Linked DNA regions of Mus musculus: region 1 is linked to region 2. The links are chromatin loops, found by intact Hi-C in ENCODE. Cell type or tissue: heart. All regions are shown on one strand. Each heading gives the region's core, and the rest is flanking DNA. Links, peaks and the distances in the headings are about the cores only.

The links. A loop is a pair of places that touch in the nucleus more often than their neighbours do. Peaks named below come from ENCODE experiments on the same cell type or tissue, not always from the same donor. Only the 100,000 strongest peaks of a DNase experiment are listed, where the experiment ranks them.
Region 1: it touches region 2 in a loop (3-fold over the local background); 6 of 42 quality-filtered maps call a loop at or near these places.

The regions. Positions count from the first base shown.
Region 1 is chr12:10,217,515-10,228,578 of GRCm38, forward strand. No RefSeq gene overlaps it. Among named protein-coding and RNA genes, the nearest start is that of Gm46324, 150 kb to the left of the region's middle. In heart, for the core only: CTCF peaks have their summits at 5,548 and 6,541; no DNase peak of the experiment used is centred there.
Region 2 is chr12:9,259,992-9,271,055 of GRCm38, forward strand. No RefSeq gene overlaps it. Among named protein-coding and RNA genes, the nearest start is that of Gm46323, 110 kb to the right of the region's middle. In heart, for the core only: no CTCF peak of the experiment used is centred there; no DNase peak of the experiment used is centred there.

The sequences.
Region 1 (11,064 bases), core at 1,555-9,554, 960 kb after region 2:
GTCTGATTGAGATTGGAGGCAACTACACAGGGGCTCATGCCACCCCAGGTTCCACCTGACCACCCCAAGGGCAAGAGGATCAATATCTCCCTCACACCTGAAATCTATTTTCTGCTTACTGATTGAGAAGCTCTGATTTAGAGGTGAGGTTTAAGTACCAAAAGAACAATTTAGAAGAAATGATGTCCTATGGGCAGAGGAAAGAGTGGGAACAACACACAGAAGGGACAGAATTCTGCTATGCTTCATAGGTAATTCTGCAGAGCCAATGACTCTTCAAACCCTATGTATATATCAGTTTAACTATAAGAAGGAAATCAATCAATCAATCAAAATTATATTATGAAGTTGAAGTCTGAACTGAGAATGGCTGATAACATTGTGTATTTTTACGGGCTAAGCATATATACATCTCCCTGTTTGATTTTTATAATAATTAGGAACTGAGAATTGATTTTTACTACATACATGTCTCTGAGAGGAAGAAACACGAGAAAGGAGAAAATAAGTATGCTGCTCACACTAACACAGCCAATAAAGACAACACTGAGCTCTTGACTCTAGCTGCATATATATCAAAAGATGGCCTAGTCGGCCATCACTGGAAAGAGAGGCCCATTGGACTTGCAAACTTTATATGCCCCAGTACAGGGGAACACCAGGGCCAAAAAGGGGGAGTGGGTGGGCAGGGGAGTGGGGGTGGGTGGATATGGGGGACTTTTGGTATAGCATTGGAAATGTAAATGAGCTAAATACCTAATAAAAAATGGAAAAAAAAAAAAGACAACACTGGAATCCAGGAAGACCTCTGTCCATGTACTAGAGCCAAACTCTAGCCTTATTACATTGCCTCTGAGAGACCAGAGCTAGAGGGTTCTGATAAAGGACATTGTATAGCAGGATAAAAGGAGTTCCTCAGCTAGGTGCTTAGAAAATGGAATAAGCTAAGAGTAGTTTTGTCCAGCCTGAAAATGAACTATAATAGCCTACACAAGTCAGAAATGTGAGGAGTGTAAAAAATTATTTTCCATCACCTTCTTAGCCTTCTCCATTAATAAACTTCCAAAGCCTGTCCTGGCTTCCTCTTGCTATCTTGATTTAATCAAGTGCCCTATTATTTTAGAATCGATCACCCCTGTTCTGTGGGGCTGCTATTTTCTGATGATTTAACATGAAGCCTGAAATCATGGAAACCAGTCTCAGAGGATGTTTATCATCCTTTCTCACATCACTACTTAATCATTTTAATGAGGTCGCTTCTATGGTTTGAATCCTTATATTTCTCCAACTTCAAGTTAGAACTTAACTTCAGTAAAGTATTACTAGGGACGGAGGACTTTATACGCAAGCTTAATTTCCTTATAAAGGGGTTTGAGAGAATGTGTTGGTTCCTTTTGCTCCTTCCCTCGTGCGAGGGTGCAGGGACCTTCATTTCCTACAAGGTGCAGCAGGAGGCACCATCAATGAAACAGAAAGCCAGGCTTCACGACACTACACTTGCTAGTTCTTTGATCTTGAAGATTGTAGCCTCCAGACCCATGAAAAAATAATTTATATGTGTAAGTTATTAAGTCTAAGGAATTTCCTTACAGTTGTCAAAATATACTGAGTCACTACTGGTTACCATGATTTCCAATATGGACTCTGATGCATAAGAATTTCATTCAGATGTATTTAATGCAGCATTTTATGATCAAAAGCTCTGAAGAAAAAAAAGAGGGGGGAAAAGCTTTGAAAGACATATATATATATTCTTAACTTAGCAACCAATGCAATTAAGTTTTCTGGCATTTTTAGATTTTAAAACTTTCTATAGTAACTAGCTTCAGAAAATTTCTAATTTATTAACTCAACACACTAGTAAGGAGAGAAAAGATTAGTTTTAAATAGACAACTCAAAGTAAACGGCAGCCCTGGCTTTTAATAACACAATTTTAAATCATAGAGGCCACTCAGTTCATTTATATTAACAGATCAATGACAGTGAATTGACTGATTTTGTAAATTTCTTCCTACAGTTTCTCTGTGTCCCTTTTTCTGGAACCAGTCATGGATGTATTTATAGAGTCAACCTTTCTTTAATACTTAACACACACATGCACCTTTATGTGTGCATATGCACAACCCTTTCTTAAACACTAGCTCGACAGTGCAGTACTCATCATGATGCTACTCAGAGCAACATTCAGTTCCAAAGCAAGAGATAGGCTGTGCCTGTAATACTCAGAGGTGATATGTGGAGTAGTTCACATATAACTATCTCCCCACTTGCCTTCTTTTTCCTAGCTCCTCTTCACTCACTACCATTGCTCTATACAAATAATTTATCTCCACAGCAAGAGGCTAACTCTTCTCCAGGAGGGGAGTCATAGGCTAAAAAAGTACCCTTCTTTGACTATAAAGGCAGTTATTTTTGTGTGGATTTCATACATAACTACTATAATTTTTTAATGAACAAAAATATCTCATTATTTATGTATTTTTTTCAGTTCATAAAACATTGGAAAAACTTTTTTTCACCTCCTTCCCAGTCCCTAAAAAGTGTTTCATTGGAAACTCATCCCTTAAAATCCCTTATTTGCATCTGATCATTCAATCAAAAGACTATTTGGGGGATGTTCACTGAATTGAGTCTTGCTGATACATCCACACTAACCTAGAAGATACATCCTAAAACTTAAACCCAGAAAAGACAATTTAGGTGGCATGTCATATTTTTTTCTGCAGTATATCTCATGGCTATAATTAACTTTGCATTATATAGCTATCTATATGGGGATTCTGTAACTCATAGGTGAATCATGTGTGGTCTGATTTAGAGTAGCTATTTCTCCTCTCATCTCTCTAGCACTGTGATCAAGCATTATTGCTAAGGAACTTCAGTCTCTTCATCTTGGATAAATACTAATAGTGACCATCCTACCCAACCACTATGAGACTGGATGGATGATATCAACAAGGCAGCATTTGATCCAGAAACACCTCCACTTAAAGTTCTTCAAAGTATAATTGAAATGGATAAAACAGACTTTTTTTTCTTAACAACAAGGCAGGCTAGTCATTAAAAAAATTTCCCTGTGGAATTGAGGCTATTTCTCAAAAAAAGAACATTTGATCACGTCTACTTGAAAATTGTCATTTTCTCTCCTATGAGACACTTATATACTCACTATTCTGTTCTCGGGAAATATTTTCTTCACAGAAATTCTTTTAATGTGTTTAAGGACAATAACATTGTAGAAAATTCTGGCAGTGTAGCCATGTGCTACTGTTCCTGTAACAAACTCAGCTGCGAATACTTTTCCAGATTTCCACGTGCAGTCTCTTCTACCCAGTTTTCAGTTTGGTGATGTTTTACATTAGCCATTGATGATCAATAAAAATAGTAAGTGGAGGCTTGGCAACATTATATATTACAAGAGTGGTTTTCTTGACTTTCTTTCCTGGGATTTTTATCTCTGAAGGAGTCTGGGGCAAAAGATGAAGCAGAAAGAATCGTAGATTTTTAGCAGTGCCTCACTTTGCCTAATAGACCTGCTGTACACAGTAGCAGAAGTGACACTCTGTCAATCCAATATCAGGAGATATATGGCACTGTTTTTAAGTTTTTTACTTTTACGGTGATTTGCTCAAGAAACACAGCTAATTCTATCAAGGTAGACCAGTAGTCCATGGTTACCCATCAAGCTTTATTCTGAATGCAGGCATCTGCCCATTTCCTTGTATGTTGAAAAAAAAAGAATCTGAATAATGTTTAGAAAGAAAGCATTTCTGTTTTCTTGATTATTCTTTTTCTGTGTTTTGCTGTATTTTATTTAGTTTCATACTTTTGGGACTGTTTAGTCATTATGGTAAAGCTCTTTCAGGTGCAAGTTAGCTTCCTGAAATTTTTTTAACATAATTCCTATTATCCCTTCTTATGCTTGCCCCTCCCACAGATCCCCTTCTTGTCAAGACCATGTCCTATTTTCAGAGCTTTTGTTCATTCATTTGTTTGTCTGTTTGTTTAATACAAAGGAAATATGTTCTGGACAAGTGTCCTATTATTTCAGCATTAGTTTGATCCAAAACAGTGGAACCAGAGCTTAACTTACATCTTATAGGTAGAAAAAAAAGAGCTATTCCCAACAATTGGCCAATTTGACTCCAGTCTCCTATGGTAACTTGGTCACACTGTTGAAGTTGAAGTATAAGAGTCTGGAGAATGATTCCTTGCTAAATAAAAGGTTAGGTAAGGCAATGGTCCCTGGGCCACAGACTTCTGGCCTCCTCACTTTCTTGAGCTCCCTGTATCTGTCAACAGCAGCATGACCCTGAGCCTGTGGACAGACATGTTTGTGTTTAGAGCACCCTGGGCAGAAGAACAGCAACTCCCCCAACTCCAAGCCATGCTCACTGGCTGTCCAGGAGGAATGGGAGCATGGGATCACACACTGTTTATTTGTGGTTCTTTTAAGTGATGTCCAGAGACCTACATTTCATGCTTGTTTGAAAGTGTATACCTAACAGGGGAAGCTGTTAAACAGCAGTTGGCCTTCACTCTAGTTATTTACTTATTTAGTTACGTGTCAGCATGCGGTTTATTGAGTCATAAGTCTTCTTAGTATGTAAAAATAACCAGGATTTTTAGATTCCTGAAGGAAATTCGTATCTTATATTTATAAATATTTCAAAACTATCATATTTGCCTGCCAATATCTAAATTAAAGCAAAAGGAATCTGGTTCTTTCTTTTTTCATATACATTCTTTCTTTGACTGCTAGTATAATGTTTTAAATAGGAAGAAAAATGAAGACAAATAATTCATTTCAGGGTGTGAAAAAAATCTACAAGTTATTCTAAAATAAACCGAGTCAAATTCCTTGAAAGTGCTGAAAACTATTTCAAGATAAGCAGATTCAATCAAGTGAGAGATAAGCAGTTCTTTGTAAGCTATACATTTACATTTTGTTACAAATCTCTGACCTCACCAAAAAAAAAAAAAAGGACTTATACATGAAGAGGAAAAAAAATCACATCCAAAACACATTTTTAATGCTATTTCTTATTATGAGAAGTGGCAACATAAACCATATTGGTTAGGAAAAATAAATTTCTAGAGTAAGAGACTAGACAGAAAAGAGACAGATGAAGAAAGACTTTCAAAGTCATATAGCCCTGTAAGCTGGCCCATGTGATCTGTAATGCTGAACATTTTCTTCCTGGCACTTCATTATAACTATGCAGAAGACAAAATATGTACCAATGCTCATGGCATCACCCAGAAGGTAAGTTCACTGAGAGAAAAAGCATTTCTCTTTGGCTTTTGGAAGTTTTTCTATACAGTACATTAAGATGATTTTCCTCCACAGATATATCAAATCTGTCCCCTCAGGCTTCCTTCATGCCCCCCCCACCCCGCCCCTGACCGTGGTGTATTGTCACAGGGAGAAAATTGGAGCTTTTAGAAAGGCAGACTGATAGGGAAGCCCTAGAGAAAGCCGAGTGACACTCTGAGTGGATAACACACAGCTGCCTCCTCCTGGTTCCTTAGGAAATGCCCTTTAAGCAGTGGTGAGAAAACACTTTGAAGAATCTAAAGGGATAGATTCCCCAGCTGCCTTATCCATTCATTTTTAGAACTATCACCAACAATGAGTTTTGAGAGATAAAAGTTTGTTTGGAAATTCCATTCTCATGTGAACTGTGGTTAAAAGCAAACGGCTCCCCCTTCTCTCATTTTGGCTAGAGATTTATACACCTCCCAAGTCTTATTTCTATAAATGGACTACAGAGTATCTTGACATTCTCTCTGACAATAACAAACTCCCTTTCTATATTGTGGCACTAGGCTCAGACTGTTCAGGAAAATGAGATCAAATTCCATACCTGAGGAAGTTGGGTCAGAGAGCTTTGGAAGGCTTACACTAAATCCACTTGGACATTAACGTTACTCAGCTCTCAAAGTCCATGGACTAATGTTCCCTGAGCTATGGGTGCTGTGAGGCACTAGTGTCTTCTGATATGCAAACACAGCCTTAGTACAAAACACCTAATGATGGAAACACAGAGAAAATAACTGTATCAGTGTTGCTATTGCTTATTTAAAGAAAAGCCTTACTTCTCTCAGATCTTACAGTGTATACATGCACATACATATGCAAACACCTACACACACACACACACACACACACACACAAATATGCACACCCTCTTATCTGCACATACACATACTCATTTTGTTTGTACACTGATAAACTTCAAGAAGACAAGTAGTCATCAACCATTACTGTTCTTCATTACCACCATTCTAAGCTTTCGGAATCTCATATGGGATTTATAAGAATAATAATTAGCACTATGCATGGATTTACAAAGAGATACAAAGAAGGATTCTTAGCTTCATCCTCAGTTCAAATTTCAAATTTAGAGTAAATGAAGACCTTGGTGTATCAAATAGTTTGAGGATTCCAGTTTCAGCTGGAATAATCCAGCCCCTTTCTACACCGAGATAGAGAAACTCCACAAGCTGTTCAATGGTGCCCCCTTCCTGTCAGTGACGAATTTGACACAGAATAAAAATTGCTCTTTTACAATGTATGACTAAGAGATGTTAGCCCACATCGAATCTTTGTCAGAAAAGTAAAATGAGTCAAGATTCAGAACATTGAAGAACTTCATTCAAAACCATCTTTAACCTGTAGCTGGAGGAAAGCAGGAATCCCAGGACTCCGGAACTCAAACTCTCAGACTGACTGAAAGTATGCTCATGGTTGCAATATAGTCTAAAATTGTATCAAATGCTATCATAGAAATGGTCTTTTCAGAGTATTGTGACACAAGCTAATGACAGGAATCTTGATAAATCAGAGGCCTTTAATTATGTGTTTAAACATTGGCAAAGCATAAAATCAACTGCTGGACAACTAAAATGAAATTTAGAATTCTCACGGGTTCACAGAGGTATGTTAGATTAGGGGTTCCTTTATTCAGAGTGGCATCTATAAAAGATTTGTGTGGGCAAAATGCACCTGAGATTGTATGCAAGACAGAGGGGTGCCAACTTCAGCCTGAAGGCTGTAAGCAGGCACTATTGTGCAGTATAGTACTGATTAGTATATACTCAGTTAAATATCATTACTGTCTATTTTCTTCATTCAAACATCTAACAATACTTACAGGACACAGTTCTACACTAAGCCCCAGAAAAATCAAAGGATTTGAATGAAACTTCTTTCTCTGTATATTCACAGTATGGAACGACTAAAACGCATTGCAAAAACAAGGTAGAGGGTCTTGTGAAACAATAGTGGAAAACAATGTGCCATGCTATTAGATAAGGTAAGATAATAAGGAAATAAGATACACTTGAACATGTTTTTTTGGGCATAAGAAAGAAGAGATGAATTGAAGTAAACTAAATGAAGAATTAATATAATATATAATTTTTTAGTTTGGATTTAGAGGGTTCGAAGCATCTATAAATGTGAAGATAAAATTACAAAGATGATGAGGACAACCTCAGAATAATGGAAAGAAGAAAATCCAACTTCATTTAAAATGAATAAAATAATACTGATATAAATATATAATTTCTTCATCTTATTTAGTATATTTTTAATTAAAATAGAATTATATTCTTTTCTCCCTCCTTTTCCTCCCTTAACTCCTTTCATGCCCTGCCCCATCTCCCTATCAAGGTGATGGCCTCTGTTTCTTTGATTATTATTGCTAAACAGGGATGTGCATAAATGTATAAATATAGCTGTACCCTGCCTGCCTGTTTTTCTTGTTTGTGTTTATATTATTCCAAGGCTAGCCACTTTGTGCTGCATATACAACTAAGAGACTCCTCCCTGGAAAAGGCTAATTCTCTCTCTCTTCAGTCATTAGTTGCCATTAGTTCTTTTTCTCCAGCAGGAACTCCATGCATGTGGTTGTCCCTTTTTTCTGTGTTAGCATATCTAACAATGGTCATTGTTCAGGTCTTATTTAGGCAGCAATCTAGGACACACTGTAATGGCAGAACTCTGGTCCTCTGGATCTTACTGTCTTTCCACATCCTCTTCCCAGTGTTCCAAGTGCTATAAGTAGGAGTTGTAATTAACATAAATAAATACAGAGCATAGTATTATGGACAATTAACATCAGTCTAGAAGAAATAGAACAGAAAATAATCTTTTTACTTTTCAAAAATAAGTGGGTATATAAATAGAGACTAAAGCCTACCATACTGAAACACATTTATGTGTTATAGAAACCAGTGGATGATTTACTGGATTGGTGGACCGGCATAACTGGAAGCCCAGCTTCTCTCTGTGGAAGAAAGAAGATGGAAATATAGAAAAAGTCAGAGATGATTCAGAATCACAGCTCATCGTTATTTCAATTAATTATGTGACAAGAAGCCAGACAAATTCAAGCTGCAGCTGATAACAAAACACATTAAAGCCACTTTAGTAAAAAGTACATAACATGTGTGTAGTGTGTGTGTGTGTGTGTGTGTGTGTGTAAATCCAGTTTCATAAAAATCCCATCTCTGCAAGTTCTATTTACATGGAAAATACTTTAAAGATTTATTCATATTGTTTTGCATTGTGTGTAGAGACATGTGTGTGGGCACATGTGTACAAGTGCCCAAGGAAGCCAAAGGCATAGATTCCCTCAAGGTGAAATTAGAGATAGCTGTGGGACATGAGTTCTGGGAAACAAACTTTGATCCTTGGAAGAGCAGGGAGAGCTTTTAATGCAGATCCACCTCTATGGTTATCTTAGTCAGGGTTTCTATTCCTGCACAAACATCACGAGCAAGAAGCAGTTGGGGAGGAAAGGGTTTATTCAGCTTACATTTCCACATTGCTGTTCATCACTGAAAGAAGTCAGGATTGGAACTCAAGCAGATCAGGGAGCAGGCGCTGATGCAGAGGCCATGGAGGGATGTTCTTTACTGGCTTGTCTGCTTCCAATGGTTTGCTCAGCCTGCTCTCTTATAGAACCCAAGACTACCAGCCCTGAGTTGGCACCACCCACAAGGGGACCTCCCTCCTTGATTACTAATTGAGAAAATGCCTTACAGCTGGATCTCCTGGAGGCATTTCCCCAACTGAAGCTCCTTTCTCTGTGATAACTCCAGCCTGTGTCAAGTTGACACACAAAACCAGCCGGCACAACGGTTTTCCTCAATAATATTTTAGGGCCCTAGAAGACTTTCCAGAGGCCATATCATGAGCCAAATGAACTCCCTAGACTGAAAATTGAGATACATGGGTAATGGCATGGCTGCGAATATCCCTCTGTATGAAGATTCCTAATTTTAACATCTGCTAGATGCTTTACTTCACACCATACTTGGCAATTTGCAGAGTGCTTTCAGGCACACTTTCTCCACAGCAATGATACTGTCAATGTCAACAAATATAGGTTTTATGATGCACCCACCCTGCAGGGAACAGTCTGTTATGTCCTCTGCATATACCCATTTAATCAAGTTCAGGGAGGGGAAATACTTGCCTGCTGTCACAGAGATTAAGTGGCTATTTCGTATTCTAACACAAGACTGACATTAAAATTCAAACTTTCAATCATTGTATTCTTCCTTATGGCCTCAAGAGTATCATTATTTAGATAACACAACTGATGCCTGGAAGAGCTTAAAAAAATGCTAAAAGAGCTTAAAAGATCCTCATCCAGACTCCTTAACTCTAAAGTTGGCATCTTACCTACCTGGATACTTTCAGAATGACATGAAATAATAGATACTGAGTACTGGGTAAATTGTAAAACTTGAAGCTGTAGAAGGATCGGCCATTATGACCTTTAAAAAATCCCTTAGCACATCATGAAAGCAATGAGCAGTGAGAATTGAAGTGCAGCTGTGCCACTTTGGCATTAAATTCGTCAACTTCTTAAGATGCTAAACACCCACTTAGCATTTGCCTTGCCATACCCCTGCTAGGTATTTACCTAAGAGAAATAAAAATACATGTCCACATAAAAACCTGGGTGGAAACGTTTATTTCAGCTTTATTTATTTTTGCCCCCAAACTGGAAATACCCCAAACACTCTTGTCTGGTGAAGGGATAAACAAACAGGCCGATTCCCTTACAATGGAATAGTAGTCACAAATAAAATAAAATGAGTAACTGATGTGCGTAGTAGCATGGGTGCATCAAAAATGCCTTGACTCGATGAAAGGAGCCATATTCAAAGAGACATACAATGAATGATGATTCCATTTATATGATATTTTAATTAAGATAAAGTATCGGGTCATAAAACAGAAATGGGACTGGCAGCAGAGGAAGTAGAATGACTTCAGAGAAGCCTGAAGAGTTGCCCATGTGATATAAATATTGCCATCTCCAAGACTCTGGTGGTTACAGGTCTGAAAGCTTTGATTGTAATTATAGAAATTATTCAGGAAATGGTGTTCACATTGAATATCAAACTCCAATAAGCCTTACTTTTTCGGGCAGAAGAGGTTCTCTAATTCTCTGCTCAAGCTATTGGGTATGCTCCCATACCTAAGGCCCACTAGGAATAGCTTTTGAGAATCCAACAATATCCAAGAGACAGGAGTCTCAAGTTTTCTTTTAGAAAACATGTATCCTTAGAACTTGTATGGTTACACCTCTCCATGGATTTTTGCCTTATCACCTTCTTGCAATTCTCATTTGATTTTCTTAGATTCAATAAATCTCCCATATTCATATTCTCTCTCTCTCTCTCTCTCTCTCTCTCTCTCTCTCTCTCTCTCTCTCTCTCTCTCTCTCTCTCTCAAGTGGCTTACCTGGAATGAGTGGGATAGCCACTTGATTTTTTTCTTCCAAGACCCCACTTCTCTCTCATATCTTATAAGAAGCTCCACCTTCTAGTTCTTCATATTTCAAGGCTCAGATAATTTCTGTTTTATGTTCACTTCAGTTGAAATGAACTCATCAAAAACTCTACTCTTCTTTATCATTTGTATATGCGTGGCATGTGACTTACCACAGTTTATTATTCTGACTGACAATGAAGATAAGCTGTGGTAAAACTTAGTAGGGGTCACCAATATCAATGATTCTTATCCTGGTTGGAAGGTA
Region 2 (11,064 bases), core at 1,982-9,981:
CTGTGATCTCTTATGTAAAGCAGAGGGCAAAAGCTGGTGAGTTAGATAATGGTCACATCTTGTTTTATGAAGCCACTCACTTGGTCTTCTTTATTTCAGGCCCAAGAATCAAAGACTAGGGTTTGGGTAACATCTTGTTTTTGTCAACCTCAATTTTCTAAAAAAAAAAAGTTCAACGCACTATGGAACCCTGATATCAATCTGACACCAGCCTCTCTTCTAGGTTATGCCTCACAGGCAGCTCAGACAGGCCACTCTTCTTGGCTTCTAGTTCTATCTATGGGACTTTTGGAAAAATGAGTTCCTAGTACCTGAGCAAGGATGAAAGGCACCATGGCTAGCACCAAAAGTAGTTATGTTAGAAAAGTTTGCAATGTATTATAAAAGGGTGAAATAGAAAGATGTTTAAACTTGAATCATCTAATATACAACCATTCCCATATACACAATACACATACACAGATACACAACACCCAATATGCACATACACACATGGAGATGTGCACATACATACATACATATATACAATATATAAATGCATACACACATGCACACTATATATATATATACATATATATATATACATGCAATATATATATACACACATGTAGCTGCACACATATATACACAGAATAGATACACGAACACACACACATACATACATGCACATATACCCAATTCATAATACAAACATATGCACACATATACACACAATGCACATATACACATAACTACATACAAATACATGCATATAATACATATATATGTACAAGTGGTAAGGCAGATACATATACATGCAATACACACATACACCTGCGTGCATATAAACACATATGCATAATATACACATATATGCACATGCACATATATACATACAACACACGTATACACACATGTACACATATGCACACATGTGAACGTGAACATATATAGATACACACAACACACTATACCCCCTAATATATACATAAACAATATACACATATTCACATATGTGCATAATACACTCATATTTACATATATATGTGCACACACACTTTTAAATTTAGGTTCTGCATTTGAAAGCATTTTAGGGGAAGTTTTATTTTTGTAGCAGAGGCGAACAGGATCTACAGAAGTTCCCATGCATCCTGTCTCAAAACACTTGCCCTCTCCTGCCATCAGCATCAGCACATGGCATATCGGCTACAGCTGTTGAATCTACCCTGATATGCATGTTGTTCAAAGTCTCCAGTTTACATTAGAGAGTCCTTCTGGTGGTGTTTATCCTATTGGTTCCCACAAATTATGAGAACCTGTATTCACCAGTGCAGTTTGTTTTTTCATGAAGGCAATTTGGGCAGAATCAGCCTTCTCAATTCAAAATAGCTTTTAAAGAAAGTTTGCTACTTCAACTATTTTAATTAAAAATGTAAGATATGAATTTATTGACATTCCTTTTGGAATTATTTTAAATTCTCTTGGACCAAATGAATGGGGACAGCAATGGGCTATCTTTATAAAACATTTAATCCACAGCTGGGAGAACCAGAGGCAATGGAACATTTTTATTGCTTGCTTATCTCAAATCCCCCACATAATTTTATGAGAAAGGTCATTAAGCTTGTAGACACTACATGATCTTTTTCCTCAGACCGTTTCTGAAACAGCATTAGTTTTTCACACTTCTTTACATTTCAAACATTAAGAAAGCCTTAATCAATGCTTTTCCATAAAAAGCAAAGGAATAGGTTTCCCATCATAAAACGTTATATTGTTTACACAAAAACTGCAGTGAACCCCATAAAACTCTAGGATTTCCCAGTGGGGTCCTGGAGGGCCACTTGGCCATGGTAGGCGCCACACTGGTTCCTAGTGCTGACACAAAGCCTGCAGCATAAGGAAGGCCTCTGGAGCCAGCCGTTACTAATAGGCTATTCAAGGGTACCATGGCAAACAGGCCTGAGAGGGACACCTCTGAGCAACTAGGAAAACAATGTGAGGTGGAAAAGTGACACCCGGACAGTGTCCCGGGTCAGTTGTGTCACCATCACCATACGAGGTCACAGCACTTCTAGCTCTCTGGAACCCCTGCTGGATCCGTAGGTGGCAGCAGTTTGCAGGATGGGTCTTCTGGGTAAGAGGGGGTATGACATCTTCCCAGAAAGGGACTGTCCACTGCTATCCCACTTTCCTAGGAATTGCTTGTTCTTTCAAAATCTTCCATTAGGTGTCAGCGACTCTTAAAATATTAATGGTGAGATATTCAGCTTAGCCCCTGAAATTTAAAGAAACAGAGCCCAGATGCTTTGAAAAAGTAAATCATTATTTTCAAAGGACTGCTTTTCATGGTAGAAATCGGAAACAAGATTGAAAGGTTAATTTCTGCTTTTCTTCAAGGTACTTTGACAAAATGTGAAGCTTGGATCCTTGTTACCACTCCTGCAAAATAAGTTATTCATATCTGTTTCTCTAAAGAACTGTCTGCACATGGAATACTTTGGCAAATATGAATTTTTAGTATGTATTTTTATTGATTTTTTTCATATAATATACTCTGATCACAGTGACCCTGGGGATGATGGATGGGAAGGGACTTGCTACTGCTGTTTCACTGACTGGACTTTTACCCAGCAGCCTTCTAGACGTCCAGATTTATGCCTGTGGATCAGTGCTGCGCTAAACCTTAGTCAGAAAACGTTCTCTGAGTGGACAACAGTAATGCAGAGACTCAGAGCTGGCCAAAGCACCAAGGATAAGTGACAGGCTGAGTGCTCAGCTCTAAATACGACACCTATATTACCTCCCTCCAAGGTTCAGGAAGCATAATGTAAGAGGGGCTAGAAATAATAATATGAGAGCCAGAGGTTGGGGAGGAGAGTTGTGAAACACTGTCTACTGGATATGACGTGGCCCTCTTACACATGAAGTCGCTGCAGCTATAGTAACAGCTATGAGACCCACAGAAGAGCAAGCTACCATGATCAGTCACTATTACAGCAGGTTGTATCACTACTCTCCTCCTCCTAGTCTTCCTCTTCCTCCTCCTCCTCCACCTCCTCCACCTCCTCCTCCTTCTCCATCTTCTTCTCTTCCCCACTCTCCTTCCTCCCTTCCTTTCCTCCCACCTCTCTTTGATGAGCTTTCAAAGCAATGAAACAGCCGCTCTATCTCAGCTATGAACACCATCTCCATTTAATAACATTATTTTATTTATTTATATTCCAAATGTTGCTCCCCCCTTTCTAGTCCCCCCTCTTTGAGTTCCTCCCCCTTCCCACTTTGCTTCTGAGAGGGTGCTTCCCCCTCCCAACCTCAGCTCTCTGCCAGCATCAACCTTCTCTAGGTCATCAAGTTTCTACAGGATTGGACACATCCTCTTTCACTGAAGCCAGACAATGCAGTCCTCTGCTTCATGTGTGCCTGAGGCCACACACCAGCTGATGTATGCTCTTTGGTTGATGGCTAAGTCTCTGGGAACTCTGAGAGGTCTGGGTTAGTTGATACTTCGTATGGTGTTGTAATCCCCTTTGGCTCCTTCAACCCTTCCCCTAACTCTTCCATACGAGTCCCCAAACTCAGTTCAATGGTTGACTGTAAGTATCTGCACCTGTCTCAGTCAGCTGCTGGTAGAGCCTCTCAGAGGACAGTCATGCTAGATTAGACTCTTGTCTGCAACCGCAACATGGTGTCAGTAATAGTGTCAGGGTTTGGTGCCTGCCCATGGGACAGATCCCAAGTTGGGTCAGTCACTGGATGGCCTTTCCTTCAGTCTCTGCTCCATTTTTGTCCCTGCATTTCCTCTAACAATTCTGGGTCAAAATTTTTGAGCTGGGTGGGTGGCCCCATGCCTCCTCTGGGGGCCATGTCTATCTACTGGAGGTGGTCTCTTCAGGTTCCATCTCCCCACCGTTTGACATTTTAGCTAAGGTCATTCCCCTTGAGTCCTAGGAGCCTCTCACATCCCATATCTTTGGGACTTTTCTAGAGGTTCCTCCTGCCCTCATGCCTCATTGTTGAATATTTTTATTAATTCTCCTGGCCCTCTGGGCTTTCCTCCTGCCAGATCTTTCCCCCTACCCTCTTCCCTCACCCACCCAGGTTTCTCCTAGAATGCATTGGCACAGGGAAAACTTTTCTGAACAGAACACCAATGGTTCAGGTTCTAAGATCAACAATTGACAAGTTGGGACCTTATGAAACTAAAAATCTTCTATAAGACAAAGGATACTCTCAATAGAATGAAACACCAATCTACAGATTGGGAAAAGATCTTCACTAACCCTACATCTGATAGAGAGCTAATATCGAAAATATACAATGAACTCAAGAAGTTAAATTCCAGAAAACCAAATAACCCAATCAAAATATGGGCTACAGAGATAAACAGAGAATTCCCAACTGAGGATCTCAATGGCTGAGAAGCACTTAAAGAAATGTTCAACATCTTTAGTCATCAGAGAAATGCAAATCAAAATAACCCTAAGATTCTACCTTATACCAATTAGAATGGCTAAGATAAAAAACCTCAAGTGATAGCATTTGTTGGTGAGGATATGGAGAAAGAGGAACACTCCTCCATTGCTAGTGGGATTGCAATCTGGTACAAGCACTCTGGAAATGAATATGGAAGTTCCTCAGAAAATTGCAAATCATTCTACCTGAAGGCCCAGATAAACTGTTCCTGGGAATATACCCAAAAGATGCTCCACCATATCACAAGGACACATGCTCCACTATGCTCATAGCAGCCTTATCTGTGATAGTCAGAAGCTGGAAACATACCAAATGTCCCACAAGGGAAGAATGGATACAGAAAATGATGGAGTACTATTTAGACAATGGAGTACTATTCAGCTAGTCAAAACAAGGGCGTCATGGATTTGAAGTCATGGATGGAACTAGAAAATATCATCCTGAGTGAGGTAACCCAGACCCTAAAGGACATGCATGGCATGTACTCACCAATAAGTGGATATTAGTCTAAATGCAGAGAATACCCATGCTACAACTCACAGATCACAAGAAGCCCAAGTATGAATGCTTCAATCCTACTTAGAAGGGGGGACAATATAATCCCATCTCTGAACTTGGTGCTGAATACATAGCTGATGACAGGAGGTATGAATGATGATATGTTCTAAACAGCCTATTGGCTAGTGGAATAGATAGTTTACAAGGCACCACCATCAAATGCAAACCTAGAGCCATGCAAGGAAACCCGAGGATAATGTGATTAGCTAATGGGGACCAAGGGAGAGAAATCTTTCTGTGAGTCTATGTTGCTCAATAATATGATGAATCATTGCAGGAGAGAGAGAGAGAGAAAGAGAGAGAGAGAGAGAGAGAGAGAGAGAGAGAGAGAGAGAGAGAGAGAGAGAGAGAGAGAGAGAGAGAGAGGACTAAGGAAACGTAGGAGGATAAGATGGGAGGACTTTGCTGACTTCTGCTACTATCAGTGTAGAGGAAGAGTTCTCAATTATTTCAAGCCATCTGCAGTTCCCAGATAGCATCTAGACACTCCGATTAGAGTCTGACTCTAAGTCATATCTAGCAAGGTGTAAGGAAATACTGAGGCTGCTGGTCTGAGGCTCCAATTCCAATAACTGCTAGAGATTAGAGGCAAACATAAAATTAGTAGTCTATATAAAAAAGCAATGCAGGTCTAATTATATAGAAAAATAGTTGTTCTTAGGGATAAAATCATCACCTAGAGTCTCAGATAAACACATTGGGCTCTTATCCTACTGTCCCTGCTTAGCAGGATCCTGGATCGACATCTGTTTTTATTAGAATCTTAGTCTTTATTAGAAAGTGATATTTGGACTTGCACAGCTGTAAAGTGTACATATAAGGATTACCATTTTCTATTTAAAAGCATTTTTACTGCTGCAGGGAACAAGAAGGAAATTCTTTATTTCCAGTCTATAGCCTTGGAGTTCTTGAACACAACCTTGGCCCTTCTCTAATTGGATTTGCACTTTTAAAAAAGTGTTCATGCTTCTTCCAAGGCATGGAAAGGCAGGACATTTTAGTCATACGACATGTCGCTTCAGTCCCAAATGCAACCATTCAGGTGTGAAGTTACTTTTGTCATTTTGGAGTGGCAAGCTCCAAGGCTTAAGGAGGCTAGCCATAGGAAGGCTGTTTCCATTATTTTTTTATTTTTTTATCCCCTTTTGGTAAGAAAAAATTGGTGGAATTAGCTTTTTGGCAGTACATGCTTGAGGCTGGAAACGTAGGGTTCTTTGCCAAGCTTCCTAAAAATAGTCTTTCTTTAGGCAAAGGCCATCTCAACACAAGCCATGTTCGTTTGAAGCATGGCATATTTTGTGAATGCAGTTGCCTGTTGACCTGAGGATTTCAGTTGCAAGGAGACAAAGAATGTGGAGTTATGCTTTTTGCAATGTTCTGAGCATGCCCTTGTTATTTTGTGCGTAACAATAAGTTCTTTATGAGGTGACACCATGGCCGTGGGTGGTGAAAACTGATACCAGGCAAAAAGACAATGAAATTATATAATACCAGAAACATCTATTGCTTTTCTCTTTGCTAATTAGGTCTTCTGAGTGTGACATGCTGAGGATGAGGTCAGCCACTGCCTCGTGTTCTCCAACTAGTTTTCACTTCCCTTTAGATTCTGGGTCATACATTGTTGGAAATGGAAGTCCAATGACCATCAGAACACCCCATAAGATGGTTACAGTTAGTGAGTTAGTGGTAGCTCTACAGACTCCATGCATGTGTCTATGCTAAGATTCTGCCTTTCCTTTGAACTTGGGCTAGTGAGCATGACTACATTCTATTCTTATTTTGCCCTCATCCCTTGCCCTAAGCGTCTTAGCACATTGCTCTATAACAATACAGACAGCACATGGGACACTTTTTGTTTTCCAGTTTTAAAAACGATTTCTTGTAGTTTTCATCTTATATGTGTATGTATGTCCATATGCATGCAGGTGCCCTTGGAGACCAGAAGAGGGTGTAATATCTCTCAGAACTGGAGTCACAAACAGCTGTAAGCAACTGGATATGGGTGCTGGGAAATAAACCCAGGTCCTAGGCAGGAGTAGCAAGTGCTCTTAACTGCTTGCTTGAGCTCCCCCTTCGGCCTCCTACCCAAACTCTTTTCAAAAAGATTTTGTCAGCTATGGGCCCAACATGTGAATTTGATATAAACTGGGTTGTCCTTATCTTATAGGTGAGGAAACAAAGGACATAGAGCATCAGTATGGTAGCTCACTGAGCTGGGAGTAGAGATTTGTTTCAAATATGGATCAGTCTTTCTCCTAAGCTTAGCCATGCTCATCACGGAGCACACTAAATCAGCGGGGCTTTAAATAGTGTTTCCCTGGCGGGCGATTTCCCTGCAAGGATGCTAATAATTCTCAGAATTGTCGAAGGATATACTGATGTGTGTTCTTCCAACTTTCCCCCAATCTTCTACAGTAAACATATATTACTTTTAGGAGAACCACAGAAAATCTTTATGATGGTTCTTAAATATCAAGGAAGAGTGATTGCAGGTATCAAGATCATGTAGTCCATGTAAAATTGAATAGGAGGAAGTCCCAGAAAAGGCAATCTATAAAGCAATGCACATGCAAATATATAGACTAAGAGGAAATTATCTACTGCTGGCAGACTTGTTTCTTGGTACAAGTGTTTCCAGGTTCTTGCACCAAAGGGAGTGCTCTGCATGGATGCAAGACCACACTAACAAGTATGTATACAATAGCAATACTTATAATAGAAACAATGTGGAATCAACTACTTCTAGTGCATCATTGAACAGATAAAATAAATTGTAAGTGGATAAATCTTAAAGAGATCCATTAAGAGAAAATGGAACTTTTAAAATAATGAGTTCAACATTTCATTTTTATATAGACAAATAAATATATTACTATTTATTTACTATCTGTGATGGAAGAATAAAAACATGCTGAGACACCTATCAGCTTCCAGGTGTGCTTGCCTCTGCAGAGGCAAACAAAACAAAACAAAAACAAAAACCAAATCCTACATGAATTAGTAACTGAGAGATGACTAACCATAGGGCTAATGGTTCCTGCCCTTCAGTCACAATTAATCCAATTGCTTTCCTAAAAATGGCAAACTGTGGAAAGTCTTAGAGGTATGTGTTCAAGTCCCACTTATATTATTTTCAATCCCTTTATTATAGTCTGATTGTGTTCCTTCAAAATCCATGTTTTAAAATCTAATCCTTGTGCGTGGGTTCTAGGAGAAAGGATCTTTGGGAAGTAGTTGGGTCTGATACACAGTCTGAGCCATTAGTAATCTTTTACTGAAGACCCAGAGAGTTGCTTTGTCCCTTCAACCATCCAAGGATGCTAGAAGGCATCATGTATGACTCCAAATGGAGGGATCTCCGCAGATGCTAAACCTGCTGACACCTTAGTCTTAGGCACCACTGTCTTCAAGAGCATGAAGAAACAATCAGATGTATGATGTAGTACTTAGCTATTTATAATAATTCTCTTGATATGTGGTAGTAGCCTAAACAAACTAAGGCATTTTAATACATATTTAACACAGTTAATCATCTGAAATTTAATGACATTAAAATAGAGGAACAAATTGAGAAGGAATTACTTCTTACCACTGTAAGGAATTACATACTATCACCATGACTCAGATTTAAAAAAAATATTCTCTCTCTCTTTCTCTTTCTCTCTCTCTCTCTCTCTCTCTCTCTCTCTCTCTCTCTCTCTCTCTCTCTCTCTGTGTGTGTGTGTGTGTGTGTGTGTGTGTGTGTGCATGCGTGGGGCCACATGTATAATTCACATATGTACAAAGATATCGTATGAGAGTTGATTTTCTCTTTCCATCATGTGGGTGTCAGGGTCTCTCAGCTTTGAAGCACCCACCTTTATCTGCTGTACTGTATCACAGGCCACTCACTATTCAGAGTTTAACAGGAAGCCGATATTAACCTTTTACTTCAGAAGAAAGAAACAAGGCCAGGTACAATGAAAACATTATAGGTTGTAAACATTATGGCATAGAAACTGCCTACTGTGCTAGACTTGGGTTGCCCTCCAGAGAGGCTGAGCTTCCATCTGCTTCAAATTGCTTAGGTTAAAGCATTTTGTTTTTAGGTTCTTTTGATCAAAACCATGATGCTTCCTCTGGGGCAAATCAGGCAGCCTCTGCATTGCCTAGGAATCTCACTGGGCTGGTGTACAAATGTCATAGTGGGAATTATCTTCTGTGGAATCTGCAGGCTGGAGGTCTAGCCCCAAGCTGGAGTGCTACAGCAGCTCATTTTACAGATGAGGACTGAAAAGGGACCTGAAGAAGTCACGCAGCCTGTGTCCAACCCAAACCGGGACAGGAAAACACATTGCTTACTGACCAGATCCTCTCTTCCCACTCTGCTTCACATCTAACCAATCCTGGTTATAGCTTTCTCATTTTATTCTGTCATGTTTTCCTCTTCTATCAGAAATAAAGTGTTATATAGAGGGGTAATTCTTACACTGGGAAGGAAAAGGTCACTCACAGGCCATGGATTCATTCCTGACAAGTGTGTTGAGCTGCCTGGTTTCAGTAAGTCTTCAGGAAGGGTTTTTGTACTTAGGAAAATGTGTTCGTTCACTTGCAAAACCCTAGGGTAGCCAATGGAGGGTGACATGCAGCTTTCTCCTTTGGAATCTGTAAATATGAAAATACAGTTGAATGTGTGAGATAGGGCAGTTGTTCATCTAACCCAACTACTAGCTAATTTCAGAGGCAGAAGGTCAGCATATCAACATGTGTTCTATGCCCTCTGTTCCCAGCTTTTCAAGTCACCTTGTGTGGCGTTTGAAGAACCTGGCACAAGAAAGTTGGATGATAAGATGCAAATGATATACATAGGACAAAACCAAGGTCAGGTTAGCCTCACATACCATCCAGAGCCTTGATCTGCATACATCAAGCTGGAGCCATCTGATGGCTAACTCCTTTGCTCAAGGTGATCCTATCTTGGAAGGCCATCCCACCCAGCAATTCTAGGTTCACAGAGAATGATGTTTCCCAAGAGCCAAGGACCAGGGGACTCTTACATCATTTCAATGTGCATCTGAAACCAGACAAAACTAGGTTACATTAGACTAGTGACAACTCATTTGACAGTTTAAAGCCTTACTTCTATCATGGAGATGGGAAAAACAGTAGCTTCCTTGAACATGAGGCTGGAGGATTAAACCAGATGGTGAGTACAAAGCCTGATTCATGATGTGTGAAACTTGTAATGAGCACTCAACAGACACTAAAACTCTCTGATACATTTGTTATGTTTGATGACATATCTGCACACCTTGAATGACCAATTACCTTAAACCAGGAAGTCCTTACAATCCCCACTGTGTGTACTCCTAGACTGTCCTCCTTGGAATCCTATCCCAAGTGCTCTATTCTCTCTCCCCGAAGAGCTATCCCAATGTCTAAAGACTTTCTCCATAGCTGTTGTACATTGATTATGTTCTCCACTGGCTCATGTTTTGAGTGGTGATGATGTTATTTTGAGACATATAAAAAAATTAGGAAGTTGCCCTTGACAGAGACAGGTCATCTGAGGATTATTATCTCTGGCTACTTCCTGTCCAGTTCTCTATTTCTTTGTCTGCCATGGTGTGACATGAGCTGTTCTGCCATTCCTTCCCCGTCACCATGGATGCTTCTGAGATGGAGAGCCAAATAGTCCTTCCTCTGTTGTAGGCTGTTTGTGTCGTCGTTTCATCATGACACCATGCAAGCAATGATACACTGAAGTAGAATAAGAAGGGAATTGAAGTGTTCAGGAAGTAAAGGCTAGTGCATTTTCTGTTAAAAACAGAATAGATTATATTCAACAGAATTTAATCAAGCAAGGAATGGCTTCCACATCCAATGACCCACAGAACAAGAGTAGTCTCAGGGTGACTCCAGGGCTGCTGCAGCTGGCTGGCTAACACTTGTGGATAGGAGGAGGGAATCCAGACGGAGTGCAGGAGATAAAAAGACAGCTGAATGGTGAAATCTTGGATTTCCCGATTTCAACCTGTTGATGTGAACCTCAGGTAACCTGTGTACTTCCCT